Linked DNA regions of Mus musculus: region 2 is linked to region 1. A link is a loop called in an ENCODE intact Hi-C map of the cell type or tissue named here. Cell type or tissue: heart. All regions are shown on one strand. Links, peaks and the distances in the headings refer to the core of each region. The heading gives the core; the rest is flanking DNA.

Region 1 (16,134 bases), core at 4,600-12,599:
GCATGGATGTTAGAGAGACTCTGTGTGAGTTGAGGATAACTGGGTGTTAAGGAAGTAAATCGTGAGTTAATTTTGCTTTAACAATTTGGAAGATATTAAAACTCCCTGTGTTTTGTTATTTTATATTCATGCACAAGTTTTGTTATTTTAAATAGGACTCAATATGTAATATAAACGTTTTGTACATCCTTCCCTCCATCTCCTTGGTAATCTCAAAGGTCCTAGCTGTGAAGGTTCTTCCTTCCTGGCATCTTTTGGTTGCATGGCATTTAAATTCAGAAATCTGTGAATTGTAGGGTCTTCTGCCTGTGTCTACCCCTGACAGTCCTAGAGAAATGAGGTGGTTGTTTTCAGTACCTCTTTCCTGTGGCCCTAAGGAAATTTTTGATATGGTATTTTAACCCAGTTAACTCTCACTAGAGCATCACGTGGGTGTAAGTTGTGGCCATATCTGCTCCAGTGCACTTACTTTGTGAAGTCCAGGTCATGGTTGGGTCAGGGACTTAGGAAGTTTCATTTGCTTTTAAAATTGTTTGTATGTTCTTTCAGACAGTATTTTTAAAAGCTTAGAAAAAGGTTAATCTGGAAAGAGCCCTTCCAGATAGAGGTTTTTCCTTTTTAAAAGGCCTACTTCCATTTGTTTGCAAATCATGATTTTCCTTTTATAAACTTTCCTCCTGGAATGTAGCAGTAAATATTCCTTAGTAGTCTGGCCTCTGTTCCAGTTCCCTTAAGTACTGACCAACAATGCATACTTTCCTGTTCCCTGACATCTAAAGTGGCCTTGACCAGTGTTTTATTCTTTTTTGCTAAGCCTAAGGACCAGTTGTTTCAAAAGCAAGAGGTCTGAGTTCTAATCCTGGCTTTTCTAGTAATGAGCATGATATCCTTTGACAGACAAATAATCTGTTTTTTAGCACTCTTCCATATAAAATAGAGCGACTCGGTTAAGATCCTATTCCTGTTTGTGATTCTACAGTTTGGAACATTTGTTCCAAAAGTGTTGATTTCCTCCCCATTGCTTCCAAAAAAGTTGATTTGTGTGGTTTTAGCACTATAATATCCTTTCTATATCGTGTTTACTAAGGTGGTTCAAAACAAACCAAAAAATCCTAGGTCATACTTTGCTGTTTTGAGACTTGCTTAAAGAGACTTTCCTGGAGAAATTAGACCTTCCATGGTCAGAAAAAAAATGTATGTTGCAGATGCCAGTGTAAAACTAGATTATAACATGGGTTCTTAAACTAATAGAAATACAGTTCCTAACTCGTGGTTAAAGATATAAAATGGACCAAAGCTGTGGTTGTAGCTTCTTGGTAGAGCATTTAGCTAGTATTCAGAAATCCTGTGTTTGGTCTTCATCACTAGGGGAAAAAAATATATTTTTAAGAAAGAAAACAATAGAACCAATTTTGAGCTGGGTATGGTGGTGCATGCCTTTAATCCCAGTGCATAAGAGGCTAAGGCAGGAAGGTTGCAAGGTCAGAGCTAATCTAGATTATATAGCAAAAGTCCACCTCAAAAACAATTGTTAAGAGATCTGAAATCTTTTGAAAGCAAAACTGGAGTAGGGAATTTGAAACTTTAAAAAAAAAATCTTTGCCTTAAAAAATAAAAACAAACATACGTCACACATACCACATTATTTTTTTAATGGCATTGAAATGTAAGCAGAGGAGACTTAAAAATCTTTGCCTTGAGGATTAAGATCGGGCTTAGTATTAGAACCTTGCCTAGCATGCGTATATCCCTGGTTTCCATCCCTGGTACTTAGAGGTATAGCAAGAGCATCAGGAGTTCAAGGCCATCCTTAGCTATACAGAGTAAGCTCTAGACCAGCCTGCACTACAGTATGAGACCCTTTTGCAAAAATAGATTTGCCTATTTTAAGCTCCATTTAATCTTAGAATTTTTAAAAACTTAAATAGTAAGACTAAAAAAAGCAAAGCCAAGGGAGCAACATTTTTGTACTCAAATTGCACAAATTTCTCTGTAGATTCTGATAAAGTTTCTGGTGTCTTAAGAATCACTATAAACAAACTAGGAAGAATCAGACTGTAAGAGACTGGTTATGCACAAAGCAAAGTGAAGCACAACAGGATTTTCTTTCTGTATCCATGTATTTCTGATACTAAACCTTCCCTGTCTTATAGGAAGCAAGCTGAGATGTCAGAAGCTACTGGTTATTTGGTGATAGACATAACAAACACGAGCTCATCTCAGCCCAGTTGCTTAAACTTCTTTCTGTAATAAACAGGAGGGAAATTTTTAGAGCTGTATAATCTTAACATAAAAATTAGGATTTTGTTCTGTTTTGGAAATTCAAACCAGTCAAGATAAGGCTCAGTCATAGAGTGCTTGCCTAGCATCTGCAAGGCTCTGTGGTTAAATCCCAGTATAATGAATATTCTCGCCAGTGAATCAGCCACCACTAGCATTTTTTATTAATTATAAAATCAGATTTTTTTTCTTTGATTTTAGGCAGTATATATTCTTTGTAAGTATATCCCTCCTAGGAAGCGGTGCTCTCAAAAACTTTCAAAGCACAGAATTTATTGTGCCCTTTATACTTTTTAACAAAGTTAAAATGTTTCACAGTTTGGGAATTGAAGTGTAATTTGTTATTTGAGGTTTTCCTGACTCGAGGTCTGGGTTTAGAGTTTGGTTTTGTTTCTTCTCCTCCATCATGTAATAGAATTCCCTTAAATAGGTAATGATACTGAATTTCATTAGTGTCAAGGAAGAAGTCCAGCTCAGACTTCCGAATCAGACACAGGTCCTTCTGAAGCATTCTTCTCCAAGTTCAGTCTCTGTCTATGTCTGAGGTGGGGTTTCAACCTAGTTGAAAAGTCTCACTTATCCGTGGAGACTTATAATCACCTCAATAACAAGAGAATGTTCTGGACTGGAGATGCATTAAGGTGCCAATGTCTGCATACTTGGCCACTGCCAGAATCATCCGTCCACTCGGTGTGAGTGGAAGGCTTAATATGAATATGAATTTGAATGCCTTGAGTCTCCTGGAGATTTGGGAGTATTTTCTGTTCTCATGTTTATTTGGAGAAGTTTAAGAGTGTTTAGGTTGAAGGCTCTTTTTAGAACTTATTTATTTGAAATTCTTATTTTAATGGCATGTGTATATTTTTGTGATGCTATATGAAATCTCTGTAAACTTTTTGTATATATGTGTACATATTTTTAAATATCTTGGTATGCAGTGATGCAGTGTGTGCATATTATATACCTATACCCATTGTGGGCTGATTTATTTTAGTTCTGTGAGGACATCAGAGTGGCATTGTTCATGCTACTATAATTAGGTTGTGGCTGGATATCCTTCACAAGCCTCAATTTTAAGGGGCTTGTGCTGAGATAAAATGGGCTCCTTTGGAGTTGAAATTAAGATATGAAGATACTAAGAGTAGGCTGCATATTCTCAGCTTTAAAGTCATCTACAAACTTCCATTTAAATTGATATATTTGCTAGAAACCTGAAAAACTATGATTGTGAATCTGAGACACCAGCAGTGTCTTACTTAATCTATTAGTTCTTTATTTTTCTTAGCCCATATTTGAGTGTTAGTACTGAGTAGGACTTTGAGGGCTATTGAAAAAAATTACTTTGCTCTCACTTGAAAATAGAAAATGTCTTTTAAGTTGAAATAGCCATGTTTATCATTATAATATCTGATGCTAAATTTTAATTTCTGAGTTTTTTTCCATCAGTCTGCTCATTCTATAAGTGTCTCTGTGAGGCAGAAGGGACATTAGCAAAAAAAGGCCAAACCTCAGTGGGCTGGATAGAGGGGAACTGGGTTGTTGATGTGTGTGTGTCTACAGCAGCTGTCTGGCTAAGTAAACTTTTCTTGCTGGCATTGCATATCAAAGATAAGTCCATTCATCTGAAAAATGCTTCCAGCAAATTCAGAGCCTTTACTTTTATTGCTGAGTTCCCTGGGAATACTTTTACTGTACAATTTAACCATACATTCACACACAAAGTAGATTTCTTAATATGAAGTGCCTAAGAGGCTATAAAATCCTAGGCTTCTAGCTGAGCACAATGTGTGGGGCAGGGAGGGTATCTATAATCCCAGTTCTTAGGAGGGGGAGTTAGAAGTTTGAGGCCAGCTTCTGGTGCATAGTAAGTTTCAGATTAGCATGGGCCACAGGAAACCCTGGCTCAAAAATCCTAATAGACTTGGGATGATAATGTTGGAGACAGTAAAATTACAGAAAATATGTACGGTGCCAATTTGTCTGGGTTTTGCAGCATATCAATATTTTTAGTTCATGTGCTTATTTGCATGAATGAATGTAAGGGATATTTAGACACTTGGATAACTTTACTATAAAGAATAAAGTTATTTCTGCATTGTAAAATAACTCCAGGGCAACTTTCTACTGTATTCTTCCAAAGACCAAATCTCTCTTATTACTTTTTCCAAAGAGAAAAATCAGTTTGAGTCAATTTTACCACTTCTAAAATTATTGCATTTGCCCCTACCCCATTGTTAATAAAACATCCAGCTATTCATAACACTTTTCAATTATACTCTTAAGGTTATCTTTTTCCTGAAATAAATTAAGGTACATTAATGTGATTTTTTTTTTCCTGAGAAATCCTATCAAAAAATGTTCACAGACTCTAATGTTGTTTTAACAACCAAACTTTTTTGAAGAAGGCAGATCATATATTATGTTTAAAATTCATAAAACTGGGGCTGGAGAGAGGTCTGGGCAGTTAATAAGAACCTCTTTGTGTTTTGCTTATCTGAGACAGGATCTCTTTATGTAGCCCTGGCTGTCCTGGAGCTTCCTATATAGAACAGGCTGAACTCACAGAGATCCTCCTACCTCCACTTTCTGAGTCATGGACCACCCACCACGCCTAGGTTTAATTCCTAGCACACACACAGCTGCTCACAACCTTCAGTTCCAGAGCATCTGATACATTCTTCTGGCCTCTGTGGGCACTACATGCATGTGCACTGCCTGCATGTGAGGCATAGGCATATAATACACCTATGTGTTTATTTTCTTTTAAAAAAAAAAAAAAACCTAGTAGGGCAAAGTTGCTACTGTGCCTGTAACTTCTCCCCAAACAGTAACAAAGCTGGTAACTTTGCAGTTCAGCAAAATATGAATTGCTGGGACAACCACGCCTTTCCCCCACATTCTCCTGAATGCTTATGCACACATAGTCAACTCCTAGTCTTTCCTCAACACTGGATACTACATGAGTTAATAAAAGTAAGATGATTCATCTTCCTCAAACTAGGCCTTCCATCCTCACTGAGTTCTGAGCACAAGAATGTAATTTTCAACATGCATTATATTAAATGGAGAATAATTTATGTGACGATGGAATCAATCACCTACTTACAGGAAAGGAATAACATAGAAGAATATACAATTAGGTAAGGATAAATGCATTAAGTATAACTAATTTGGTACCATACAAGTATTTTCTTTGGAATTTTGTATGTTTTCTTAAGTGAAAATCAAGAGTTTCATTTTTACACAATACTGTTATTCATAACTATAACATCATTTCATAATTTTAAAATATTTTTCTTTTTGTGCTTTTCAAATTTAAGTTTGCAGACTACTCAAAGCAGTGGTTTTGAGGGTGTTTTGTTGTTGTTGTTGTTTGTTTTGTTTTGTTTATAATATTGGCAGTAGATTCCGTTTTAAAAACAGTTTAAAGTATATTACATCGCATTTGACAGATTTGCTTACAGGCTCAGTCTGGATTTGGTCACAAAACAATCTACAAATTGCAAATATTTTTCCTTTTAAGTGGACAATTCTAGTCTGTCACCTAAGACAATCACCTTTTTATATGTAGTATTTGTGGCAATATCACTAATTTCAAATTTTACTTTTTTCAGATCCTAGATTTAACTTTCTAAATTTTCATTCTTATGAAATGAAAATTAATGAACTGAGTTACATCACTTTCAAATTGAAGAGAGGAGTTATGGTTAGTTTTTTTTTTATAAGTTTGAAGTGAAAGGTAACTAAATTTTTATACTTTTGTATATATCACTGTTTTTCCCCCTTGTTTAAAACTGTCATGAATGTCCATTTTTCCCTGGTTCAAAAGTTGATTTATAAACATTAGTTTGAACTATGAATTTTTCATAGCATGAAAATTCCAAGCATGAAACTAGCATTAGTAACCATTATAAAATGTCAAATGATGTTATCCCTTTCCCTGGTAAACATTTCCAAACCACAGAGAAAGGCCACTGATTTTTTTTCCCCTAAATTAAAAGATACAGTGGTGTATTTTAAAGTCTTTATGGGAAAAAAAACTACTTATAAGTTCTGTTACCGTTTCCTAAGGAATGGGTTTGTTTTTTAAGAGTTATTATATCGTTAAATTACATTGTGTTGTTCAACACAGTAATTTAGAACTTGATTTATGTGGCCATTTGTAGTTGCATAGAAATACTCTTTTTACCGCATAGACTATAATCGCTAGTTTTCCAAACTTTTTTTTTATAAGCCTTGCTCTTCAGCTCGAGTCCTGTATGTTGTAGGATTCTTAAAATTGAGGCAGGAAGGTCTTACAGAGTAGGAAATGCTTATAGAGATTACAAGAGAAGGAATTTCCCCAAAAAAGTTACCCTCATTTTGTAGCACCAATATAAGTAGTAGTTGCATTTGTCACTGAATCAGATGAAGTAGTTAGAAGTCATATATTTTTACTTTGCTGTAAAGATTAGTATAACTAATTTAAGAGAACTTTGTTATTTTCTGAGCAGTTTCCATTTTAAGACTTAGTGTCAATTAGCTTTATTCAAAGTATCACTAAAAGTTAATTAAATCAAGGGTTTTGGGTGGTTTTTTTTTTAAAAAGTTCTGTTGATCTTCTTTTACCCTGAAACTAATGGTGAATCTGTTGTCTACACTATGTTAGGCAGAAATGCACTTGTTGAAATAGCAGAAACTATACTTGACTTTCTAATAGTGTGAAACACTTTTTTTTTAAATGTGCTTGTCTGTAACTGAAATGTTATAGAATTGTAACCCTGTAGGGATTATAGAGTTATATTTATTAGCTCTCAACAGATTGAAGCACAACAGTTCTCATGTAACAATCCTTATTCAAGTGCTCTCTGTCGTACAAATAAAGCTGATTGCCTATCTAGTTGTTCACACATCACTATTATCCTGTATGAGACAGTCTTGTTCATTTGTATTAAAATTTGGGTATTGTGAGTTAATACTTTCAAATAAACCTGTCAGTCAGCTCTGATATGCAGTAGATTGTTTAGATTCACAAATTTTATGTGTTACTGGTCAATTTTGAAGAGACTTTACCACAGTGACTAAGGGGAAAATTCTATTGTATCATTTGACTTGAACATTTGTAAAAGTCTTGTCTGTGGTGTTTCTAAATTGCTTAAACCATACATTCTCTTAAGGATTTTAATTTGCTTTTGTTCTTTTCCAACAGTCATTTTCTGGTTTTGTCTGTTACAGTAAACATTTTATAGACCTTAGGAATTGTCAAGTTCTTGAACATTTATTTTCTTGAGTTGATCACTTAACTCTTGTGTATGTGATTTGTCATAAACAATTAGAGCCTTTCACTTCTTCACTACATGAATTTCAGAGTAAACACTGTGATTCTACAGAGCAGATTCCATAGGCGTTCCAATATTCTTAACTGTTACACAGTGCCTGTCACTTTGAGGGCACATAAATACTAGGATGGAAAATAAAACGTTGTTTTGATGTTTGTTAAATAACAAGATTACAGAATATCTGTGGGGTTTTTTTTGTTTTTTGTGGTCAGTGTAATAAAGAATTTTGCATTGATAAATATTCTCTAGGAATGTGTATACATTCATCTAGTGTGAACTCTTGTAAATGAATTTTGTATCTTGAATCACGTATATATTAAGTGTATCATCAATATAAAAATAAACATTATTTGCTTAAAGTTTTGTGTATTTCTTTAGTATTGACAGTTGTTTCCTTGTTTGGGGTAAATCTTAGGCGCTTTAGCTGTCTTGAGTTACAGATTAACGCGTATAACTATTTTGTAGATTGAGATTACTGTTTATAAAGTATTTGTTTTCTCCCTAACTGGTTGCTACAACTGGGACAAGAGGAAACTGGAATAGATGGAATCAACAAAACAGGCTGGGGTTGCTTCTAGGGCAGGACTGAAGTTGCTATAATGTACAATGCGTAGCTTGAAACTTGAGAAATACGAAAATCTTACTTGGGCAGAACTAGGATAAAAGGTTCTAGAAACTTCTTTCAGTTGTATGAAACATGATCGACAGCAACTCGGATTGAGAGGTGCCCGGTGTCGTTTTTTTGAGCATAGACTTTCCTGTAGCCCCAAAGCTGGCCCTGGGGTACCGCACGCCACGGGGCTCCTCCCTCTTCAGAAGGGAAGGTGCCGATCCAGGGCGGCCAGATTGCGGTGCCTCTCGCTGACGTGTCAGTGGCCGGCCAACACAGGTAGAGGTGCCCGCGCCCGGTAGCCGTTTCAGCCCAACGGCACAAGCACCCCCGCTTGCGCGCCGCTGAATCGCACACGGGCGCATGCGCGCGCTGAGAACCAAGCCGACGCGCTGCCACTTCCGGCGCGCGGCAAACGTGCGGTTCCGGGTCGGTGCTCGGCTCGTCGGCCTGAGGTGGGGGCCAAGCGCCCTCGAGAGTCCGCGGAGGCGTGGCTGCTCCCACACAGCAAGTGCACTACTGGAGTCCCTGGACGCAAGTAGGCCTCCCTCTCTCCCATGGCCTCCGGCGCTCTACCGCGAGGTGGGGACACAATGGACCCCAACCCAGGGCTGGGGACGGTGCCAGGGGACTCGGGGCGAAGGCTGCCCCCTTGGCCTGGGGGTCTGGAGCTGCCCTGCGCGACCTAAGCCAAGCCGCCACTCTTTTCAGGGGCGCAGTCTCCCTACTGTCAAACAGAGGTTGAGCCCCTCCCTTGGTTGACAGCCCTAGTAGGGCTGCGCCTCCAGAGCGAGCCAGAGGGAGTGGGATCCAAAACGCGGTGACCTGCACCTCTGAACCGTAACCATCTGTCAGAACTTTGCTGTCGTTCTAGCAACTTAGTGCGAGTAAGGGCTCAGGGACCAGACCACAAGCCTGACCAGCTGTGAGAATCGGCTGAAAACTAAATATTGTCACTGGGAAGCCGGCAACTAATTCGAGATGTTTTGCTCAGAACTCCTAGGGAGACATGAGTGTTGGCACCAGTGCTAGAAGAAATTCTTTCTGCTTAAAGGTGGAAATTCTTAGGCTGCCCACTGGGACTGAGGAGCGTCTCACTGACAGTAGTACAATAGTGGCCAGGTGTATTTGCCCACTTATTCAGCCCTGCCCCCCCCCCCTTCTTTTGTCCCTCTCCCGCTGAACGTTTTCATCCGGCACTTGAAATATCCAACCTATTTTATCTTTGTTTTTACACAGGGCAGTGACTTTGACCTCCATACTCTTTTAAATATAGTAGATAAGACAGGTGAGTACAGTGGTTTACAGATATTGGGGGTAAAGTTTTGAAGGATTTCATAGGCTTAATGGCTAACCTGAAGTGGTAAGGCGTCATCTGTCATCTTACAACAGAGTGTATCCTGCACAGACGTGAAAAGATAAGGTTGAAACAGAACAGTAGGAGTTTGCTTTATTTTGTTTTGTTTTGGTTTTTGTTTGGTTTTTTGTTGTTGTTGTTGTTGTTGTTGTTGTTGTTTTGGTTTTTCGAGACAGGGTTTCTCTGTGTAGCCCTGGCTGCTGTCTTCGAACTCTCTCTGTAAACCAGGCTGGCCTCGAACTCAGAAATCCGCCTGCCTCTGCCTCCCAAGGGCTGGGATTAAAGTCGTGAGCCACCACCACCCGGCCTGTTTTGTTTTTGAGACAAGATCTCACTATGCAGCCTTCCCTGGCTGACCTGGGGCTGTGTAGACTAGACTTGCCTTGAACTCACAGAGATCCTTTTGCCTCTGCACCACCATACCTGGCCCAGTAATGTTTTATATACCATTGAAGGAAAGAAATTTTGAATCTCATGTTAACTATCATATGGGAAGAAATTGTGGCTAGATGTAATATTATCAAGCACAAAGAAAATTAGACATTTCCACATGGGTGAGAAAAGTTAAAGAGCATCTGATAACTATAGTTAGTCTGGGTTCTTGGTCACTTTTTTCTATGTTGTAACTTTTCCCTCCTAGGAGGAAGCACCTGATTAAAAACCAGAGATTGAGTTGCATATTTTGTATCTTTTGACTTAAGGAAAAAAAAACACTAAATTCTTATTAAATATATTATTAGAAGAAAGATTTGAAACATTAAGTCATAATTACATGTTGTTGACCTGGAAATTTTTACATGTGCCATTGCTAAAACAAAAGGTTGAGGTTGATGAGTCAGCTCTGTGTCCAGACACTAGCCCTATATACTTAGCCATACAGTCCTGGCAGGTTATTCTGCCTCCTTCAGACCAGATGCCCTTATTCATACATGTAAGTGAAGCACCTGAGTGTTTCTAAATGTTTAATAATTATGTTCGTGTGTGTGTGTGTGTGTGTGTGTGTGTGTGTGTGTGTGTGTGTGTGCTTATTATGAAACCACTTTTGAAGCCTGAATCTGACAGCTATTTAACTTGGAGCTATCTCTTTCTTCTGATTTATAGATCTTGTGTTGCCAAAATTCTTTGGCCCACATTTAAGTGGGATGCAGCTAGCCTGGAGGTGTGAATGAATTTCATTCACTGAGAAGTCTAGGGGTTAGTTAACCCTGAAAGATATCCACACAGCAAAAATGTTTGCAAAACTAAAGAAGAAAATTGCAGAAGAGACTGCTGTTGCTCAGAGACCAGGCGGCACAACAAGGATCCCACGCTCTGTGAGCAAGGAGTCTGTGGCCTCCATGGGAGCTGACTCTGGAGATGATTTTGTAAGTGTCTTCTCGTTCTTTGAATGTTTGATAGAGTCAGTATATGTTTCCTAAGTACCCCTACAAGAAATCTTTCCAGTAAAAGTTTTTAGATTCTTTTGTGCTTTTTCTAGTTTATAGATGTAGAAAACTCTGCATCTCTCATCTTTCATTATTTTTTTTTTTTTACTCTGTGTAGCTCTGGCTGTCCTGGAACTCACTCTGTAGACCAGGTTGGCCTCGAACTCAGAAATCCACCTGCCTCTGCCTCCCAAGTGCTGAGATTGAAGGCATGCACCACCACTGCCCTGCTCATCTTTCATTCTTACTAGCCTTTGCTTTGTTATTTTTTATCCATTTTTCCCCTTATGTACTTTGTTTTTCCGTTTATATAACTTGTACATTTACATAGACTGATCCTCACTCCCTATCTCTGATCTAATTTTCTATTAAAATTTACATCTTGCCCTGTGCAATGATACATAACTTTAATCCCAGCACTTGAGAGGCAAAAGCAGATGGATCTTCTTGAGTTTGAGGCCAGCCTCATCTACAAAGCTAGTTCTACACAGAAAAATCCTGTCCCCACCCCCCCCAAAAAGCAAAAAATAAATAAATGAATAATGAATGAATGTATTATGTACATCTTGTTTTCTCCATAGGCACATAAATTTTAAGTCACTGTCTGTGAATTGTGGTCTTGAATTAGCCAGAGTGCAGTTTATTGGGAAAGTTGATGGAAAATTATCACTATGGATTCAGTATCCTATTTTGTTCATAAAGTGTGTGTGTGTGTGTGTGTTTGGTAGGATTTCACAGTATGCTGCTTTTATCAGAAAAGAGAATAGCTTGAGGATTATACTAACTTAAATGATTCTTTAAGGAATTTTAGTGCTTGACATATTCATATATATAAATATATATAACATAAAAGCAGGTTTATTCTCCAGGTCTGCGAGGAGAGAAAGCATGTAAAGAGCAATGTATATGTAAAGTGTAAGTCATGAAGCAAATCTAGTGCCCGTGTAAGAAGTAGAACGTTAATAATGCTGTTAACGCCACTTAGGTGCTACTTCCAAATTCCCCAACTGTGCCAGAAAGGCGGTAACCTAAACTTTGTGTTTATCATTTTCTTGCTTTATAAAATATTTAAACATTTATGTTTGAGCTCATAATTTATTATTTCTTTAACTCAACATTTTCCCAGAGTGCATCTTTGTTCCCTGAAGGGATGACTCACTTATTTTTACCTTTACTAAAATGTCACCATTTGAAAAGTCCGTGTTTTATCCTCCTTCTTCAGTGATTGACATTTGAACTGTTTCCATGGTCAGCTGAGTCTTCTCTTTTCTTCCTCTACCTGAATCCAGGTCGTATTACATGGTAAAAGCTATTAGGTTATTAGAGTGGAGCAATAAAATGACAAGATAAAGATTATCGTTGGCTCCTATAACAAACAGAACACGGGAATGGCTATTTGATCACCTCACTGAAGAATTTAGTTTTAATGCTGAGTTCTCAGCAGAAGGATCTGCTTTCCCTTCATGTTGATGATAAATGAAGTCTGTCATCTACAGTCTGTTCCAGCATAGAGACTGACTTGAATTTAGGGACTACGTGGCTTTGAGACTTTCCCAGTAACCTATTTGAATTTAAGTAATTATATAGTCTGATCCTCACTCCCTAGCTCTGATCGCTTATATCCAACAGTATATTTCTCTAAACAGACATCTTTCCTGTGTCATCTCTCATTCAAAGTGAGCAAATTGGACTCCTTAACTACAACTTTAAACGTGAAGTTTCATCTGCCCAAGTCCTTGAACAGAAGCCATAAAGGCTTTTTAGAACCCTCCTCCTTTTGTCTTTTTAGTGCATAATCAGTCAACAGCTATTTTGGATTCCATTTCCCAAATGTCTCTAAAACTCCCCTCTCTACTCCATCTATAAGACTGTTTACCTTTTACCCAAGATGCCTTTTTTCCTGGATAAAAGTCACCAATCTGGATGCCCTGTCTCAAGTAGCTGTTCCTCAATATAATCTTTAAAGTAAATCTATTCATGTCTCTTAATGCTTAAAACTCTGTAACTTTTTCCTCATTTCCAGCAACTCATTATTGTGGTATATAAACTGATGGTATTGTCATAGCTTACCTATCCAACTTGATCTTAATCAACTTTCTTACACCCTATACTAGATCCATATTTAATTTACTGAACTTTCTGAAACAAACAAAGTGCTTCCTGCCAAGAATTGTTTGCCTATTTTGTTTACTCTCTCTAGAATGTGTTGCTCTCTTTAATTCTGTGTTCTTGTGACAGATTCTTGGCTATCCTTTGGAGATTTTCCTCTCATGTTACTTCTAGAAAGCCCCTTGGGCCCTGGCCCTTTCCTTCTGAGTGTGGTGCATATTTTCTCTTTCCTCAGTAGTAGTGCCTGCTACTCTGAATTACTAGTGCTGACTCACTTGACAATTATTCCAACAAAACTAGGAGTTCTATGAAAGGCAATAAGGTGAAGCACTTAACTCACACAGGTCAGTTATGAAACCAAGACCTGGGCTTTATTTTCTTTTTCTCTTGAAACATGGTCTCACTTTGTAGGCCTGGTTGACCTCAGTCTCAAAGAGATCTCCTTGCCTCTGCTTCCTGAGGACTGGGATTAAAGACAGGTAACACCTCACCAAGCTAAATTTCATTCTTGCTGCATTATTACTGTGTGATAGTGGACAGATTCCTTCACTTTTCTTTGTTTAGTTCCCTTATCCGTGAAGCAGGAATATAAACTGGATCTATCTTTATTAAAGTATATGTCAGGGATCTCTCAAACCATCCCCTAGGCTGGGTGATATGCCAGGACTACTCAGTGTATATTTTCACTGACTGCCATCATCAGGGGAAAGATGGGAAAATTGCAACCCCTACAGATTATACTCTGTTCCCGAAGAACTGAGCTGTGACAATACTTGGAAAGTGTCTGCTGAGAGATGCTGTACACATGTGATGCACAGACATGCATGTAGGCAAAACACCCATACATCTAGGAAATATGCATTTCCTATAGAAATCCTATCGGGCCCAGTTCTTAGTAAGTGTTTCATAATCAGCCTCTGTTGTTGCTACTGCTGTTTTAGGAAAGCCTGTTTCACCACCGTTCCTAATGTTTAGCACAGTGCTATAGCCTAGGATCTCTTATTCACAGTAATAAAGCAACTTGTTCTGTTTGTGTCTCCCATGGCTCACCACCACTGTGGGCATTAGGAAGTAGAACCTTTGCGAGAGGAGTAAGTCAGGAGCCCTGGGTATTTAGGATTAGTGCCCTTATAAAAAGCTGCAGACATTGCCCCTCCATTTCTACCATGCAGGGTGCAACAAAAAGGTGCCCATCCATGAACTAAAAAGTAAGCCCTTACCAAACACTAAACTTTCCCTAGGTCCTGATCTTAGTGATCTCAAACTGCAGAACTAAGAAGTCCATTTCTGTCATCTCTAAGCTACCAATGTCCTCTGTTATAGAAGTGTAAACAGAGAAGACAACTAGGAGAAGATGGTGTGTAATAGGAGCAAATGTGTGGCAGCTTCTGCTCTGAGGACTGACAAATGCTGCTTTATGTACTCCTCATACAGCTCTGCAAGGTCAATACAAGTCACTGTCACAGTTCACCATAAGGGAAACAGTGTCCAGGGCATTTGGGTAATCAGACCAGGTTCTTACAGCTAAGAAGTGGTGAAGCTGAGACTTGAGCGCAGGTGCTATAACTCCACAGACTACTTTTTACCTGTCCTTGACACTGACCCTGAGAGGGGTAAGGCTCACTGGAAGAGCACTTCACTAATATATGTGAGGCCCTAGATTCAGTCCCCAGTACAGAATCTTTTTTTTTTTTAAAGATTTCTTTATTATTATATCTAAGTACATTGGAGCTGTCTTCAGACACCTAGAAGAGGGCATCAGATCTCATCATGGATGGTTGTGAGCCACCATGTGGTTGCTGGGATTTGAACTCAGGACCTTCAGAAGAGCAGTCAGTGCTCTTAACCGCTGAGCCATCTCTCCAGCCCCAGAATCTTTTTATAAGCACTAGGTGTCTAGGTTTACTCAGTACTAGACAAAAAAAGAAAAACTGGCTCCCAGTAAAGATTGAATGGCAAGTAACAGTTAAATAAATGTTTAAAATGGGTTGGAAATTGTTCATCCACCTATAAAACCATCATGGAGATAAACTGTAAAAACAGTATGAAAGATGAGGTATTATTAGTATGATTTTGAGTTTTGTTTGTTGTGGTAACAGAATTCTGCCTAAGTAGAAAAATACCATTCTTAGGAATGTATATTTGAGTTCAGAATGAAAGCTCCTGATGTCTATTATTTGAACCTCATCAAAATAAGAATTTAAGAAGCAAATATGAGAAAAACATTTGAGGGGCAAATGTAAAATGATTGCTAGGCCACTCTCTATACTTCTTTAATGTAGTTTTGAAAACTTTTATAGTAAAACCAAAGACTCAGGTGTCATCAGGGTGACACATACCTATACTCTTAGCATTTAGGAGGATAAGGAAGGAAGATCTTCAGTTCAAGGCCAGAGTGGGCCATATAGGAAAACACTGTCTAAATTTTCTTTTAGTATTTTAAATTTTGTTTACCTTCCCCCACATGTGTGTGTGTGTTGTGCATTAAATATACACATACACACACACACACACACATATATACAGGTATACTTACCTGTGTAAGCATATGTGGAGGCTAGAGGTCAACTTTGGGAATCTTCCTCTGTTGATCTCTACCTTTTATTTTATTTTATTTTGTCTTGTGTGTTTGTGTGTGCTTGTGGGTGCCTAGGTGCACACACAGGCAAAGGCGAACAGGAAACTGGCTATCTTCCTCTTGCTCCCTGACTTCTTTTAGAATGGGTCTCTCACTCAAAAAGAAATTCCTTTGAGCAATGCAGGTTGGCTAAGGAGTAATCCACTTGTCCTCCCCTAACATTGGGGATCAGGTGCATGCAGACATGTTTGGTATTTTTTCTAGGTGCTTAGAAATTCAACACCAGTCCTCATGCTTGTCTAGCAAGCACTCTTACCCACTGAGCCTGGAGCTCACCATTTTGTTATGGTATCTGCCTGTCTTCTCCCTCCCACACAGTGCAGAGGTTACAGGAATGTACCACCATGCCTGGCAGATCCAAACTTACATCTTTCTACAGCAGGTACTTTTTCCACTGA
Region 2 (16,134 bases), core at 3,112-11,111, 57 kb after region 1:
TATTGATGCAGCAGGCACTTTACAATGAACCCAAGAGAGCCTGTCTTCTCTGAGAAGACAGGATGTCTGTACAAACTCTCAGGTTTTTCCGCTTCAGAACCCAAGCTCTCCTTTTCACCACAGCCTGTGGATCTGCACCTGCCCAAACAGTCCCTCCCCATTTCAAACAGACAGTGCTCACAGGTACACCTGACATAATCTGGCCAGTCAGCCTGATAGTCAAGTGTTGGTTCTGTGTTAACTCTGTAGACAAAGGCAGACATTCTGATCCTGCAAAGAATTTAGGAATCAATAAGACAATTTCTCCCTCCACCTCAAAAGTAAAATACATTCCAGAAGATGTGTCCTGAAGTATTTAGTTGGGAGTTCTAGGAAGATGGTCCATTGTCAGTCCCTTCTTCACCAGCCTGGGCATCCAAAATTCTTCTCAAGGTAACAGGATTTTTTTTTAAACAGTCTTTCTTGCTGTAAGAACTCTTATAATGGAGCCTAGTCCTCCTACAGCTAAGGCCTGTGGAGACAGGAAAAGGAAACATGTCAAATGGTACCTGACTGGCCAGCGGGGAGCTTTACTCACCTAGAGATGAGGACACATATTCCCAGACCTCAATCCCACTATGTCACAGGCTTGCTGAAAGAGATCAAGTTCTAGAGAGAGCCCTGTCCTAGAGTCAAGGTTCCCAAAAGCTTCCAGCTCTTGAAGTAATAGAACTAGCTTGGGACCACTGTCCCCAAGCATACAACAAAAGCCTGAGTTTCCTTGTAACTGACCTACCAGTAAAAGCAGCATTCTTAAAAGTCAATACTGTCAAGGGATATAATTCATTCAGTATATGATCACTTGCCTAATCCATGCCAGAGCCCTGGTTCTGTCTCTACCATAGGGAAAAATCTCAGGCTAGAGATGTACCAGTTGGTGGGAATGCATTTAAGCCCAGGATTCCACCCCCAGCACCATGTAAAACTCATGCCTGCAATCTCTGCACTAAGATCAAAAGTTCAAGGCCATCCACAGTTTAAAAAAACAAATTTGAGGCCAACCTGAGCTACATGAGACTCTTACAAATCTCATGCTGAACCATTGGCAAGAACTGTGTTCATCACAGTCTGGAACACATAAGTGGGGGGTATATTTGCTAAAGTGTTACAGTGCTGGGGTGTACAGTTGACAGAGGCAGGACAAAAGTTTGACACATGCCTTGGTCCTCTCTCCTTCAAGAAAAGAACAACAACAACAAAAAACCTTTTTTGATTGGCGTGAATGAGTCCAATTTCTGCCAACTGCTCCTTCTGGCAGTGAGACTGAGCCTACATTTTTAAAGATGTCTTCAACTCCTTTTCAGCAGCTCTCTTCCACAAGCAAAAGAAACATATTGAGGCCCCAACTAAGCCCTTCTTACCTCACCATGCCACCTGCCCCTGTCCTATATCAAGGGTAGTTTTCCTGCCTAGCCTAAAAATCCACAGGTAGAAAGCAAAAATAATATGACTGCAAGTATTTGAAGATCCTCACTAGATGCTTTCAGGGTAAGGAGAATGTTCAATGTCAAAGTTTGGGCCTGCCATTCCCAAATACCCATCAGACCATCCTACATCTGTTCTGAGTCTGGCCTCCCATTGTGAACCCTGGGGGAACTGCAAGCTACAGTGCAGCAATGCAGTCACGTACCTTTTCATGCCACTGGAGTAGCACTGCACTGCTATTTTCTGTAGGCTTCTCAAACCCTTTATAAATGTACTTCATTAGCAAATCAATGCCATTTCTGTCCAGTGACTGCACAGCCTGCTCAATTTCGCTGCTCTTAAAGTTTGTGAGTACTTTCAGGACTACACCCTGGGCTCGTTCCTATAAAAGAAGGAAAAAGTAAGTGAGGCCAGGAGCTGCAATCCTAACACTACTGAAGAAACCAATAGACAAAACATGCCAGAAACACCAACCCTTTCTAATTCATCCCCGATAGAGCTACATAGGTGAGCTAAACTTCTTTGGCTTTAATTAAATTTCACTAATTTTTACAAATAAGTGACTCCACTTACTGTGGAGAGAACAAGTAGTTTATTATAGGTAATATGACTTTTTTTTGGTGTCAGGGTTTGAACCCAGGATCATACATATGCAAGCTCTCCCACTGGGCTCAGCCCAGCCTCAAGCATCACTACTTCTGATACATCAGCAAGGCCTTAGACTTTACAGATGACAAGGTTATCAAGCAACCCACTGCACCACTATCTGAGGACTGCCAGATGATTTCGGTGAAAAGCAATGCCATGTAGCAGCACACTCCCAGTGATGCAGAGTTACTGTCCAGGCCCCGGGGAGTTCAAACTGCTGCTAAGGACACAAAGTCCTGATCCTGACAGCTGTAGCACAACCTCTTTACCTTCACAGCTTGATTCTTGGTGTTGATTGGTGAGTTCCGCAAAGCTGCATGGAACGCCCGAAGCATGTCCCCTGTGCATCAAAGCCAGTTAAGGATGGCTAGGCTCAAGCATGCCCATGCTTTCATTAATGACCTCCCTTCATACACAGCTCCAGAGTAGTTAAAGGGATCTTATCCATACCACGCACTGCCTCCCGCTGGCCTCTTGCAACCAGGCACAGGCTGCTACAGCCTTGACCTTTCCTGAGCCACAGGAAGGAGTAGAGGGCAGTGCCCTCTGCCAACCTGCAAGCTCTTCCTGAAGTATCTTCCTGAAGCTTCCTCCTCAAAAAACGGCCCTCTTTTGTGTTAGAATCTAATAGAGCCTGAAAGGAAGAGTATTAGCTCCAGACTCCCAATACCAAGTTCTCAGCACAAAAGAAATTTCTTTGACTCAGAGGGCAGAGAATAAGAGACAAACATGGGAGAGAGAAGATGAGGGAGAAGAGGAAAGAAGCAAGGGAAAGGGGGCAAAGGTATTTGTTCCAGAGAACAAGGACAAAGGACTGCCTCTGGATAGAGACAACAGATGGGGTACATAGGAAAATGGTGCTTTATAAAGGTAAAATAGGCCAGGCAGTGATGGTGCACGCTCTTAATCCCAGCACTCTGGAGGCAGAGGCAAGTGGACTGTTGAGTTTGAGGCCAGTCTGGTCTATATTGAGTTCCAAGGCAGCCAAGATTATACAAAGAAACCCGCCAAAAATAAAAGTAAAGGTACAAATGAAAACCCATGTTAGAATGTGGTGTTTCATTTTAACTGAGCATGTTAATTACATGAGCCAAAGGGGGCTTTTGATTACTGAATTTCAATACTTTGATGGCTGGGCCTGGGTAGGAGTAGGAATAAGCCAAATAAATCCAAATAGACTTTAGGGGCTGGCTTCAGGAATGCAGTCTGGTTAACACGGTCCACCAAAACCATGCCTGCCGTGTTCGAGCTGGCCAGAGTCCCTTCAGAGCCTACTTGCACATGCTCAGTGCTAGGCACTGTCTGCTTTACAGGATCTTCATGGGAAATCATGCACAAATGGACTGCAAGGAGTTCTCACCCTCTCTCATTCTAAAAGGGAATAGAAACACACACATCTTAATAGTTTTGTTTTTCAAAGCAGGGCTTCCCTGTATACCCCAGTCTGTCCTGGAACTGTAGGTCTGTAGACCTTGAACTCAGACATCCACCTGCATCTGCCTCCTGAGTGCTGAGATTAAAAACAGTCAATGCTACCACCACCAGGCTAGACATAACGCATCTTCACTCTGTGCCTCTTATCAAACAGCTAAAGCAATCAAGTATGTCAAATATACCTCTCAGGCTAGGCCTAGTAGTTCATTCCTTTAAATCTCAGCACTTAGGCAGATTCAAGGCCAGCCAGAGCTACATAGTTAAAACATGTCTCAAGGGGGATGTCTGAGATAGGGGGTTGTCTGTCTTCCAAATCAGCAAGGTCTCACTTTGGCCCACAAAATGAGCCATTTGCTCCCTTTCCCCACAAGCCTTAGATAGAATCCTAATTTCACATTCACTGCTGAGTTCTGAATACCCAGCACACTGAAGAAAATTACAATCTAGGTTATGTCCCCAAAGGTTACACCTATTTTAAACTGAATTACATCAGCCAACTTTCATTTCCTCATGTGAAACACTGGCTTAAGCCAAAAAGCTTCAAAAATAGAACAAGGAATGACTCTGCCCAATCAGGTCTTTACTTTTGACCATGCAGCAATGCCCATGTGTGAACAGCTAGCCTCTGGTGCAAACCTGAAGTCCCAACTTCCCTAGTGAGTACCATCTTGAAAAGCTATTCTGTACCACCAGGCAAGTCACTTCCTTACCATGTTGGAATGGACCTACCTTACAGAGTGGACAGGTGCCCCACCCTTTATCTTTAGTTTTCTTTTTCTTTTTCCTCAGACAAACAAGAACTAGTCCTGATACAGCCACTGATAACCCTCCACCCCATAACTTTTCTAATTCAGTATCCCCAGGCAATAAGCAGGGTCCCATAAAAGCTTAACAGTACACATGAACTAACAATCATTTCATTCACAAAAGAGATGAGAGGGAAAGGCAGAAATGATGTAACTAGTCCACAAGGATGAGAACGTTAGGCTTAGCACTGCAGCCTGTCAAGCAGCCACTGACAACCAAAGGCTCACAAATGCTGGGTACAAGAGGAAGCAGAGAGGCACCTCTGCAATCATGTTTACTAACTAGCCTCCATACCCAGATAGTGTCCAATAGCTTCAGACAACAGGCTGAAGAACCCACCAGACCATTCTCAGCCATGGCCATTTTAAACCAGATGATTCTTTGATGTATGCTGCAGGATATTTAGCAACCTCCCTGGCCTTTACCCTAAAGTTTCCAGTAACATCCTAAAACTATCAAAATGTCACCAAACACTGCCAAATTTCCTTGAGGAGGGGTGAAAAAAACTACCAAATCACTCAAAACCACTGCTCTACCTACAGTCCTACTTGAAGGACCAGAAGCTGTTTCACTGAGAAAGAAAATGAACTACAATGGTACTTTAAAACCGCTGGAGTGGAGGGAAAAAAAAATCCTCCCTGGGGGTTTTGGATCCAGGACCAGATACAGTCACATCTCACCTTATTCTACAAACCCTCTAGGACAAGAGCCTGACTTCTGCCATAGAGATAATGAAACTGAGACAGAAGGGAAATTACTTGCCCAAGGTCACAAAGCTACAATTCAGAGCTGCCTTTCAAATCCAAGCCCTCTCTACAATCCCCTGCCCCTCCTACAACCCGGGCCCAAGTTTTGGAGTACACCTGCTGTGTGTTTAGTGGTACACCTGTTGAGGTGGTAAGACCAACATAGTTGTCTCTATCATTTAAGAATGCTGAGGTTCGGGCTGGTGAGATGGCTCAGTGGGTTAGAGCACCCGACTGCTCTTCCGAAGGTCCAGAGTTCAAATCCCAGCAACCACATGGTGGTTCACGACCATCTATAATGAGATCTGATGCCCTCTTCTAGTGTGTCTGATGACAGCTACAGTGTACTATATAATAAATAAATAAATCTTTTAAAAAAAAAAAAAAAAAAAAAAAAGAATGCTGAGGTTGAGAGAGTGTATGACCAGCAGAAGGTTAAAGCAGGTTAGACAGTGCCTGTGTGGATGCACAGCAGCTTTCTATTTCCACACTCTGCTCTTCCACAAACAATTCCCAGCACAGGCCTGAGACCACCACCACCTAATGTCCCCCTAAACCTCTTCACTATTCTCTCCTAAGACTCACATGAGGGTCTATAGACTGAATGCAATGATTAGCACCTGATAGGGACTCAATTACTACTTCCATCCTTCTCCCTACCTGGGCCTGACATCTGCTAGGGTTTCACTCTCCTCTGCTAGCCTCCCTTCTCCCAATCCCGAGAGGTACACTCTCCATAGTAACAAGGCTTCTGACACTGCCATGAGTGTAGAAGCAATCTCTTCTATAAGCTAAGCCAATGCCTCTAAGCTGCCTAAGAAAGAAAGAAAGAGAGAGAGAGAAGAAAAAACAGCCAGGGACTTCAGCAAGGCCCAGCAACAACACCAAAGCAGAAGCTGACAGATCCCAGTCTCTTCATCAATATAATTAGGATTCTGGCCCAAATGCATCGTTCTGGAGCCTTGTCAACAGTACCTGCACATAAACCAGTCAGTACCCTGCACCATTCTAAAAACCAATCTTCCCTCTAGGGGCCTTCTCATGACCCAATTTAACCATCAGAATGGTGCAGGAAATAAGTTTGAAATCTCCACATTTCAAAAACATATTCTTGTTCAGTCTAAAAGGGTTGTTTTCAAGATATATTAGAGGAGCACTATAGGACTCCTCCCAAAAGCGGTACACCTGACTTCCCAGGCTGAGTCAACTGATTAAACAGCCAGAACCTGATTTATATACAGCAAGAGCCTCCAACCCTACCCTGGCAAGTGCGGGGGAGGGGTACACACTTCCTGTCAAGCTATTTGAATAAAGAAAAAAAAAATCTTCCTGTGAGAATAAATCAGTTTCCTGTGGTGCTCAAACTGCTAAGAGACCAAGCCAGCTGTGACAATCACCTCTATTTTTACTCTTCTGTTCTAAATGCTTGTTTTCTGTGGCCACCAGCAGTCATTTTCAGTCGTGGGGAGCCACTTTTACATTTGACACTGTATGGTGTTTTTGAGCTCTGAATCACTAGCTTTTTCCACGCTTTCTGCACAAGGCGGTTAATGGCAGAGTCGCATTACTTGTTGAATGTACTTGGTCCATAAAGGCGCAAAACCCAACGTGCTGAGGAAAGTGGCGACAGGTGAGAAAAGGTAGCAGGCCATATCACACCTGAGGGCTGGACCTTAAAGCACACCTCCCCCACCTCCGCCCTCTAGTCAGTCTTCCTCCAACCATCCACCCACCTATTTTCACGCCGGGCTACAATCGGGCCCAAGAAAGCCAGTTAGACAAGCGCAGTAGGGCAGTGGCCCTGGCTGCTCAATGAATCCAAGGTGGTTCACCTCGGTCCCTCCTGAGGGCAGCACCTGGGAATGACCCCGCTTACTATAAGGAGGGATAAAGGGATACCAAGGCCGATGCACGGACACCCAGAAGGATGCGGAGCGCAGCAGAGCAGAGGGAGAGGAGCTCCAGGGCTGCGCTGCTGAGAAAGGCGTAAGGCCAACCACAGACCGGGAGAACCTGGGACTGACAGGAGCCGGGAGGGGCTGGGGTTGGGCGGAGGACCGGGAGACTGGGGCTGGGGTGATCAGGGTGCGAAGGCCGAGCCGGGCCGCCGCGCCGGGAAGGATATTGCCGCAGGAGCCCGTCTACCTCGCAGGGGTCGGGGCCTGGCTCGCCCGCCGCCGCCGCTGCCTCTTCGTGCTCGTCTACGAATTTGTTCTCGTCAAATTCGTCGATATCCACGCGGCGGAAGCGTGAGGACAGTGTGTTCCGGGCCATGGCGGGAGCGCGGCGGCCACTCAGCCGCCTAGGCTTCGCTCTTTCCCGGCTCCCCTCCGCACCGGCTCCGCTTGGGGGCGGGAAGCGGCCGCCAGGCACCGCCTCCCCTCCTCCGCGCGCAGCCGCCGTCGCCCGCCCACTTCCGGGATGCGCCGGAACCGGAAGCTCTTGTGGGCGGAACTGCGCCGTGGGATCGTGGAATGCTGATGAAGTGGTGTCAGGCGTTGCAGCCGTAACTCTGTCCTCTCCGAAGCCGGGCTGCTGGTATAGCCAGCGCTTCTGTCCGCTCCGGAGGAAGAAATCTTAGAGCTAAGGGATGGCAGGGAGTGACGCGCAGTGCCGGAGTCTCTTAAGCACTGACCCACAAGAGGACCCACTTTGTTAAAAGTAAACGGCTTTAAAGGCGTTGATGTGTAACCCAGGGGCTGGCAGGACGCTTGATAACATCCTTTCTTGAGGATGTAACGACTCCTGCGGGCGTTCCGAAAATTAAAGAGGATTCTGTGGCCACCTGTACTCCTGACTGAAGAGGCATATTTTAGGAGGCGAAAGCTGCAGAATCCCCAGGATTCTTTCTATTTCAGACGTAGGCTAAAATGAATCTTTTCTTGTAACTATATGAAAACTATTTAATAAAAAATATTAAAAAAAAAGAAAACTATTACATTTTAACCTAGTAGAACTCGAGCAAAAAAAATTAGGTGAGACATGGTTTTGCTCCTGCTACACATAGCGAGTAATGTGGCACATGCCTTATTCCAGCCCTTAGGAAGCAGTGGCAGGGGGTTCTTGTGAGTTCTAGATAGTTTTGACTACATAGTTCTAGATCAGCCAAGACTACAGAGTGAAACCCTGTCGGGAAATTTAAAAAAGAAAAAAAGTGCTATTCTTGGAGACCTGGGTTCAGTTCCCAGCATCCACATAGCAGCTCACAGTGCTCTGCGACTCCACCTCCAGGGAGATCCAGTCACCTCTGCCGGCACAGCACATACATGGTACATGTAAAATTTAAAAATGTAAGGGCTGTCTTAATTACATCAGGGATGGCAAAGTACAGTGCCTGTAAGTTTTTTGTCTTCAAAGATGGGGAATGTAATTGGGAATTCAAAAATATTGTGAATCCTGGGTTTAATCCTAGCACTACAAAAAATGTCCAGAAATATGATGTATATTTGTAACTCTAGTAGAATCCTGGTCATCTTTAGACTTCCATTTAAAACTAATCCACACTCGGTTCATTTCTCCTTATCCCATTTACAAAAGGCTTATTCATTCTATCCAACCAGTATCCCCATCCTGGGCCTGAAAAGCATTAAACCCTCAGAGACCTTCAAGACTGGCTCTGGAAACAGGCACACAAACACATGGCTTAACTCAGCTTGGTACTTAAGAGCACTTAGGATACAAGGGTACGCTGCTACACTTGGGATGGGAGGTGACTAAAAAATGTTCATTACAGTACCTTTTTTGTTTTTTTGGTTTTTGGTTTTTTGTTTTGTTTTGTTTTGTTTTGTTTTCTCGAGACAGGGTTTCTCTGTATAGCCCTGGCTGTCCTGGAACTCTGTAGACCAGGCTGGCCTCGAACTCCGCCTGCCTCTGCCTCGCGAGTGCTAGGATTAAAGGCGTGCGCCACCACGCCCAGCTTTCATTACAGTACCTTGAGTACCTCTTCTATCAGCATCAAGTCATGAACAATTGAGAAACTGCTGGAAAAATGGGCAGCTGCTGAATGGAGCTTGGCAAAGAAAGGGCTCCAATTGGTCAGTTTGGTCAACTCATCACACAAACCCAACATCGTCTGCTTTGTTCTGATCTAGATGCTAGCGGTCTGTCTGGGACTGTAGGCAAAGGGTCATGTGCACTTTAACCATGTTATAATTTCCCCAATCTTTACATATCAGGTCTTGGCTGGGAGCTTTGCAGGTTTTCAGTTTAGTTCCTCTAATCCTCAAAGATACACTAACCGGAGACGCGAAGGGACTTGCCAAGATATAAACTGGTACTAGCAATAAAGCAAGACTCTGTTTCGGAGCTTTTATTTATTCTTGTATCAGTGCCGGGAATGCACACAGCTTTGTGCATGCCAGGGAAACACTACCACGGAACTAAGCTACCAGCACGATTTGGAATCTCTCTGGAGACGGTTTCATTAATATATCTTGGTGTAATAAAGAAGGCTTGAACTCCGGATCCTCCTTTTCCACTGCCTGGGCGCTGTGACACCGTGCCCAGACCTAAAGCAATAATCAGAAATCCCACAAAAGTCTGGGGATGAGATTTGTACTACTACATACCATCTCCGCAAATTCTTGCTGGATGACTTTATTGTTACCCTTGCCAGGTGGTGGCGCACTTTGGATACCAAACTTGGGTACAAAACAAGTCCAGGAGATAGGTAGGTAGGTAGGTAGATAGATAGATAGATAGATAGATAGATAGATAGATAGATAGATAGATAGATAGATAGATAGATAGATATGGAGGCCTTGTATTTAAAAAAGAAAAGAAGAAAAAAAGGATAGCGAGATGGTTAGGTCGAACCTGACCACTTGCGTTCGACGTTCGAGCGCCGAACAGTGGAAGAAGAGAACTCCCACAGGTTGTTCTCCAACCTCCATGCTCGCTGGCTCTCTCACATACACTTGCGAGGCATTGTGGCACTTGTACTGTCAGCATTAGGAAGCGATTTAGAATAAGACCTTGTCTCAAACTTTTAAAGAAAACCCTCACACCTCATGCCCTCCGCACCCTGACACCACCCGCGGCTAGCTCAGCCCCGCACAGACCAGAGAACTTCAAGCTTCCGAATAAAACCGAGGGAACAGAAGAACTGCAGCCTTCTCTGCGCTGCCTCCAGCCAGCCCGGTGTTGCTCATCGCGAGACTCAGTTTCCCCAGCTGGGTCGCTTAGAGACCAGCCAACCTTAGGAAGGCAGGACTTCCGGGAAGCGGAGGGCACCACGGCCGCGGCTGCGCAGGGGCGGAGCGGGCCTCCCAAACCGCGACGCTATTGGCCGTGCCCGGCGCCACCCGGCAGTAGTTGAGGAAGTCGGCCCCGCCCTTTCCTCTTTCTCTCGAACCAGGCTGCTTCAGCCGTGAACAACGCCGAAATGGTGAGGCTGCGGGAATCGGGTGCCATCGGTCGCCGGGGACACGTGGGGACAGTGGCGCGGGGCGCGGGGCGGACGGGGGGAACTCAGAGAGCAGCGGGGGCCGGCTCAGGCTGCCCGCCCTCGCTTACGCCGCGGCCTCTGGCGCACCGTCCCTCCTGGGTCGGCCGGGGACGAAGCGGGAGCTCCGTGACCCATAGAGTCGCTCCTCATTGCAGGCCAAGATTAAGGCTCGGGACCTGCGCGGCAAGAAGAAGGAGGAGCTGTTGAAACAACTGGACGATCTGAAGGTGGAATTGTCCCAGCTTCGGGTCGCCAAAGTGACAGGCGGCGCCGCGTCCAAGCTCTCCAAGATGTAAGTGGGCCTTGAGGTCCCAGCTGGGTGCTTCCCCTTCCCTGCCTTGGCCCCTTGAGCCATTTCCCCTCGACTGTCCTTGGCCAACTACTGTGGTGAGAGAATAGGGCATTCCTTGAAGGGCCATGGTGGTGCCGCCTCACATGGGTTGTAGTACGGCTGGAAGCAAGTGGTGACGACAAGGGAGGGAAACTTGAAAAGAGACGCTGAGCCCATGTGTTCCAGTCACGAGTTGATCTCTTATCACCATGACTAAAATCAGCTGTTCGTGGCCTCTGCCTGGCTTCAATGTCCTCTCTTCACACCTGTTCTCTTTTCTCCAATTTGTGATTCCTTACACTGAACTAGGTAACTTGAAGGCATGGTCTCAGTCTCTGGCCTTTGGGATAAGTTCTTGGGCCAAATCTGCATTAAGTGTCCACGTCTATCTGTTGACAAACCTGTCCTTATCTCTAGATTTCCCTCCTGGGTGGCAGAAATGAGGGCCTTGTGTTGGAGGGGTTAATGTGCCTACCTGATCTTCACTGCCATCTATTTTTATAGACGAGTCGTTCGCAAGTCTATCGCCCGAGTCCTCACTGTTATTAACCAGACTCAAAAAGAAAACCTCAGGAAATTCTACAAGGTGAGCACTGGCCAGGAACTGTTGTGGAAAGGGTATAGGGTACAAGGGACTGGAGGACTGGGCCTCAGTAAGCTCCCATTATGTGGCTGAGTTTGCCCAGTTACCAGCTTCCCGAACTGACAGGAGTTCTTGGTGTCAAAGGGTCAGATGTGGCTGGTCAGGGTGGCGCAAGCCTTTAATCTCAGCACTCAGAAAACCAAACCCAAAAAAAAAGTCGGATGTGAGGGTGGACTGGACACTAGCTTTGAACTCAGCTGTGTGGTAGTTGTTGGGTTAGATTGCTTTGTTAGAAGATGGAACTGGAACCCTAGCCTGAGGCAAAGCTAGCTGTTCAGGGTGTCTGTCTCACAGCCAAGCACCTGCTGTTGCAAGGCTTGGAAAGGTTGCGTTGCCCAAGGACACCCACAGTTGCTAAACAGCGACCCCCAAAAGCTTCTCTTTGGAGCCATATCATGAGGACATTAAGGGTATTGCTGGGATAGTTACAAGATGTTTGTTATGTTAGTGTTGTCAGGCAGTGGTGGCACACGCCTTTAATCCCAGCACTTGGAAGGCAGAGGCAGGAGGATTTCTGAGTTCGAGGACAGCCAGGGCTACACAGAGAAACCCTGACCGGGGGTTGGGGGGAAACGTTCATGCTTTCAAACTCACATGCTGTGCTAGGAATTTACTTCCTTTGACCATGGCTGGTCTCCGGAAGAATTGGGGTAGGGGGAAGCTGTGTCATTTTATAGTTGAGGCCATCAGGTGGAGTCTTTTACTCAGTGTTGGGTCTGGCTCATCACAAAGTATGACTTCACTGCCCACAAGGGACTTTTTTTTTTTTTTTTTTTAACTTAGGCGGGTCTGAAGTTCGGTTTCTGAGATGCTGGGGCCCAGACACCCATCACTCAGCCTGCTGAGTGGTGTAGGACGCTTACCTCACCCCTGCGCAGTGGCGTTTGAAACTGTTTGTGCTTCACTGCTAATGCTGACATGTGTGGCCTTTCAGCTCATGTGGCTGGAGGTGGAGGCTCTTTATTTAGGTGGTGCTTGGGATTAAGCCATGAGGCAAGTGAGTGACCCTGCCCTGAACTACCTCCAGTCCACAAGGAGCCGGGGTAGGAGTTCTGGGGGGTTGCTTTCTTTTAGACCAGGGTAGCCTAGAACTCCCAGAGGCCCTCTGCCTCTAACTGGCCGGCTCGCAACAGTTGGGATTGCAGGCATCCTGGTGTGTGAACTCTTAAGTGTTGAGCTTTGTAGTCTGTCCACTCTGTTGTAGAATGAACAGTAGATGGGTGTGTTTGGTGACTGCTCAATGGGCAGAGCTCTAAGTGGGTGAATGAACTTGACATGGCTGAAGGCCTATCTGATGTGGCTCCATGTCCCCGCCCATCCACCCACCTTATCCTACAGCCCTTCCTAGGGTCCTGCAGAAGTGTGGTGCGTGAGGATTGAACCTGTTGTGCCTACCCCTCTGCAGGCAGAAGGAGGTCCTCATAGGAACCCCAAACCCCAATTACACTGTTGGGTTTTTGTTGTTGTTGGTTTTTTGGGGGGTTTTGTTTGTTTGTTTGTTTGTTTGTTTTTTGAGACAGGGTTTCTCTGTGTAGCCCTGGCTGTCCTGGAACTCACTTTGTAGACCAGGCTGTCCTCGAACTCAGAAATCCCCCTGCCTCTGCCTTCTCCCAAGTGCTGGGATTAAAGGCGTGCGCCACCACTGCCCAGCCCAATTACACATTTTTAAAGGCTTTGCATGCCCTGCTTTTCAGCAGGCTGCTGGGAGCTTGCTTTGAAGCCTGTTGCCTCTTAAAATTCTTGATGGGGCTGCTTCTCACCATGTAGGGGTCTGACCCACAGGATCTGGTCCCTGAGGGTGGGTACTAAGGGACTGTTTTATTTTGGAACCCTTGGGAAGGGCTAGGACACAGAGGAAGATGAGAGCTCCCTTAACAGCTCAGGGTCTTACTTGTGTCTGGGTGACTTTGACCAAGCCCTGGCCCATGTTGCCTAGAGCATTATGAGCCATGCCTGGTGGGTCAGCCGTTTCATTGTAACCACCACAGGGCCTGATCTGTGTGAAGTGCCCTTTCAGTTGTGCTAGGACTTTGTACTTACTCGCTGGTGGGTGGTGCATAGGAAAACTGAAGTTCAGCCCCTCTGGCTCTTGTAGTCTTGAAATTAGGGGGTTGGCTATGCAAATATTAGGCCTGCCAACCTCTGCTAACCTTATTTGACGGCCCCCAGCTGAAAGGCTCTGAATGTCCTACCATTTGCTCAGAGAAGTCCCATGTTCTCATTTGCTTCAGCATCTTCCCAGGAGCCCCTGGTGCTCAGACTCACCCTGTCATTTCTGTCCCAGGGCAAGAAATACAAGCCCCTAGACCTGCGACCCAAGAAGACTAGAGCCATGCGCCGCCGGCTCACCAAGCACGAGGAGAAGCTGAAGACCAAGAAGCAGCAGCGGAAGGAGCGGCTGTATCCTCTGCGCAAGTATGCAGTCAAGGCCTGAGATGACAACGACAATAAAGTGCGAGACTGACTGGCTTTCTGCTTCATGTTTTACATTGGCCGCCTGGGGCTGGTTGGGCGAGGTGGGGGGCCAGGTGACCACTTGCCTACAGCAGATAACAGCCTTGTTATGGAGTAGGATAGGGTAGTCCCTGCTGCAGAGATCTGGTGGCTGCTTTCTTAGTTACCTTAGGCCTGTGCGTAAGCTACATGGGAGAGGTTCTCGACTTTGAGCAGACTTGTCATCTTGTCACAGCAGCCCCTGACACTAAGAGTTTGCCATCTGGGGTGAAAATGCAGGCATGGGCCACATCCAGCATGCCCTGTCAGTGACACAGCGGCAGTCAGGGTTAGTGATTCCTGTTAGTCCTGGACACCCTGTCTTTGTACTGGCCATAGTGTCTTACCTTTAGGGTCTCAAGGCATTTCCCTGTGAGGCAGTCCCAGACTTTGACCTAGAAGTAAAAACAGGCAATAGAGTTGGGAGGTATCAGTGGTCTCAGACCCAGATATGTCTGCGGACAAGGTCACTAGAGATCAGTATCTGGGTCTTGTCCTTGCCTGTGTTATTCATGGGCATTTCTGGTATGGCTGGAACCTCTGGAAAGGTGAGGCGGAGGTTTATCTGGGCTTACCGTACGAGAGTAACCAGCACTGGCTAACTTCAGTTCATCAGGAGAAAAGGCTAGACTATTCACCCAAATGGTATGGCCCTTGAGCTGAAGAGGCAGGTTGTTGGTTGTAGGCTTCCAGACACAGATGGTCTTGTCCCAAGAGCCAGATGCCTAAAGAGACATTCCTGAGCTCAGTGACCCCCAAAGGCAAACGGGCTGGCCTTGGTCTTGGAGCCCCAGTCAGCCTAGCTTACCAAGAGACCAGATGCTGAGTAACACAAACAACTGATGTTGCCAGTGTGGCCCTCCAGATTGTGGTAGGACACAACTGGGGTGGATGCCCGCAAGTCCCATATGTGCACAGTCGAGTCCCAGGAACCAGTGGCCTGTGGGTAGTAAGGAGTATGAAACCGCCCTTGCCACTCAGATGGCCACTGATGCAGGGTGTGGTGGGAGTAAAGCTCACCAGAGAATCCGAGGTTGGAGAGAAGTCACTGCTCTGGATGGAATCACAATGCCCAACCAAGAGGTGCACCCTGCGGCCAGACTGTAGAGAGAGTCTGAGCTGCAGGGGTGGAGGGGCCTGGTTGCTCCCAAACTTCCCAGGCATTGCCCTTCCTGCTGTGGCTTTAGCTGGAACCTGCATCTGATTGGGTGTGGGGAGAGAGTAGGGGAGGCACTAAGAGCAAAGGGTGTATCTGGTCCCCTCTGAACACCTGCATCATACCTGCACTTCCCAGACAATCGCTCTCTTGTCCCAACCACCTGATGCCAGCTGCTTGGAGTCCGGGCTGAAGCTGACAGTTTCCACACTCCTCTGGTGACCTACAGACACCAGCCCAAAGGTGGGAAAGAGGACGGGACAAAGTCCACAAAGGAGCCAAGGTGGCTCCTGCCCAAACTGAATACTTACCTTTCAGCACATGTAGACACTTGGACCTTGCCACATCCCACAGGCGGATGCTGTGGTCACTGGAGGAGCTGGCAATGAGGCGGCCATCGGGAGAGAAACAGCAAGACTTCACTGGGCCTGAGGCAGAGAACACAAGGCACTGTCCTGCCCTCCAGGTCCAGATTTGTTATCTGTAGTTCCAACCACAAGGCCTGGCCTGAGCTGGGTTCAGCTGGATCTGCTTGCCCATCTGGGGGGCATCGACCAATCTAGATCCCTGCTCCCAGAACCATACTCACTGCCCCAGCTAGGGTCTTTGGTGTGAGTCACCCTCTACCACCACTGCTTCCTGGATCTCAATAGGTCAGGTACCCTGCTTGCATGGCAAAGTCCCGTGTCAAGGGTTGAGGTAATAGGACCAAAAGCAGTCTGACAAGTTCACGTGGGTGACCTTGACAAGAGACTGACTGGAATAAGCCTTTCAAACATTTATCCCGCTCTGGGGAAGCTCCTAGAGGTAAAACTACATCGGGAGGGGTGTGTTTTATGAGTAGCTCTGCTGCAAGAGCCCCTGAGTGTTAGGTTTAGTGTCACCCTATCCAGCTGCCTCTGCTGGACTCCTCCAACCCAAAGTCCTATGTCACCACAGGAGGCTCAATGTCAGCACAGAGCCCTA

The links. Hi-C counts contacts between places; a loop is a spot of excess contacts. Peaks named below come from ENCODE experiments on the same cell type or tissue, not always from the same donor. Only the 100,000 strongest peaks of a DNase experiment are listed, where the experiment ranks them.
Region 2: a loop joins it to region 1, with 4 times the contacts of the local background. A loop is called at or near these places in 8 of 42 quality-filtered maps.

What each region holds. Positions count from the first base shown.
Region 1 is chr2:39,058,037-39,074,170 of GRCm38, reverse strand. It overlaps Golga1 (golgi autoantigen, golgin subfamily a, 1), which reads left to right and starts at 8,630. Exons shown (of 23, transcript NM_029793.2): 1 at 8,630-8,790; 2 at 9,448-9,496; 3 at 10,667-10,929. The coding sequence starts at 10,795. Scai (suppressor of cancer cell invasion) reads left to right here. Exons shown (of 18, transcript NM_178778.3): 18 at 1-7,957. In heart, for the core only: no CTCF peak of the experiment used is centred there; a DNase peak (open chromatin) is centred at 8,540; H3K4me3 peaks cover 2,299 bases; H3K27ac peaks cover 1,611 bases.
Region 2 is chr2:38,999,435-39,015,568 of GRCm38, reverse strand. It overlaps Rpl35 (ribosomal protein L35), which reads left to right and starts at 10,438. Exons shown (of 4, transcript NM_025592.3): 1 at 10,438-10,485; 2 at 10,701-10,837; 3 at 11,381-11,462; 4 at 13,804-13,988. The coding sequence starts at 10,483. The coding sequence ends at 13,953. Arpc5l (actin related protein 2/3 complex, subunit 5-like) reads right to left here and starts at 7,430. Exons shown (of 4, transcript NM_028809.1): 1 at 7,225-7,430; 2 at 2,382-2,454; 3 at 1,670-1,846; 4 at 1-511. The coding sequence starts at 7,373. The coding sequence ends at 449. Wdr38 (WD repeat domain 38) reads right to left here. Exons shown (of 9, transcript NM_029687.3): 3 at 15,480-15,596; 4 at 15,294-15,391; 5 at 15,033-15,113; 6 at 14,821-14,952; 7 at 14,588-14,737; 8 at 14,360-14,407; 9 at 13,985-14,275. The coding sequence ends at 14,195. In heart, for the core only: CTCF peaks have their summits at 7,260 and 7,461; DNase peaks (open chromatin) are centred at 4,158, 6,378, 7,508 and 10,408; H3K4me3 peaks cover 4,775 bases; H3K27ac peaks cover 3,224 bases.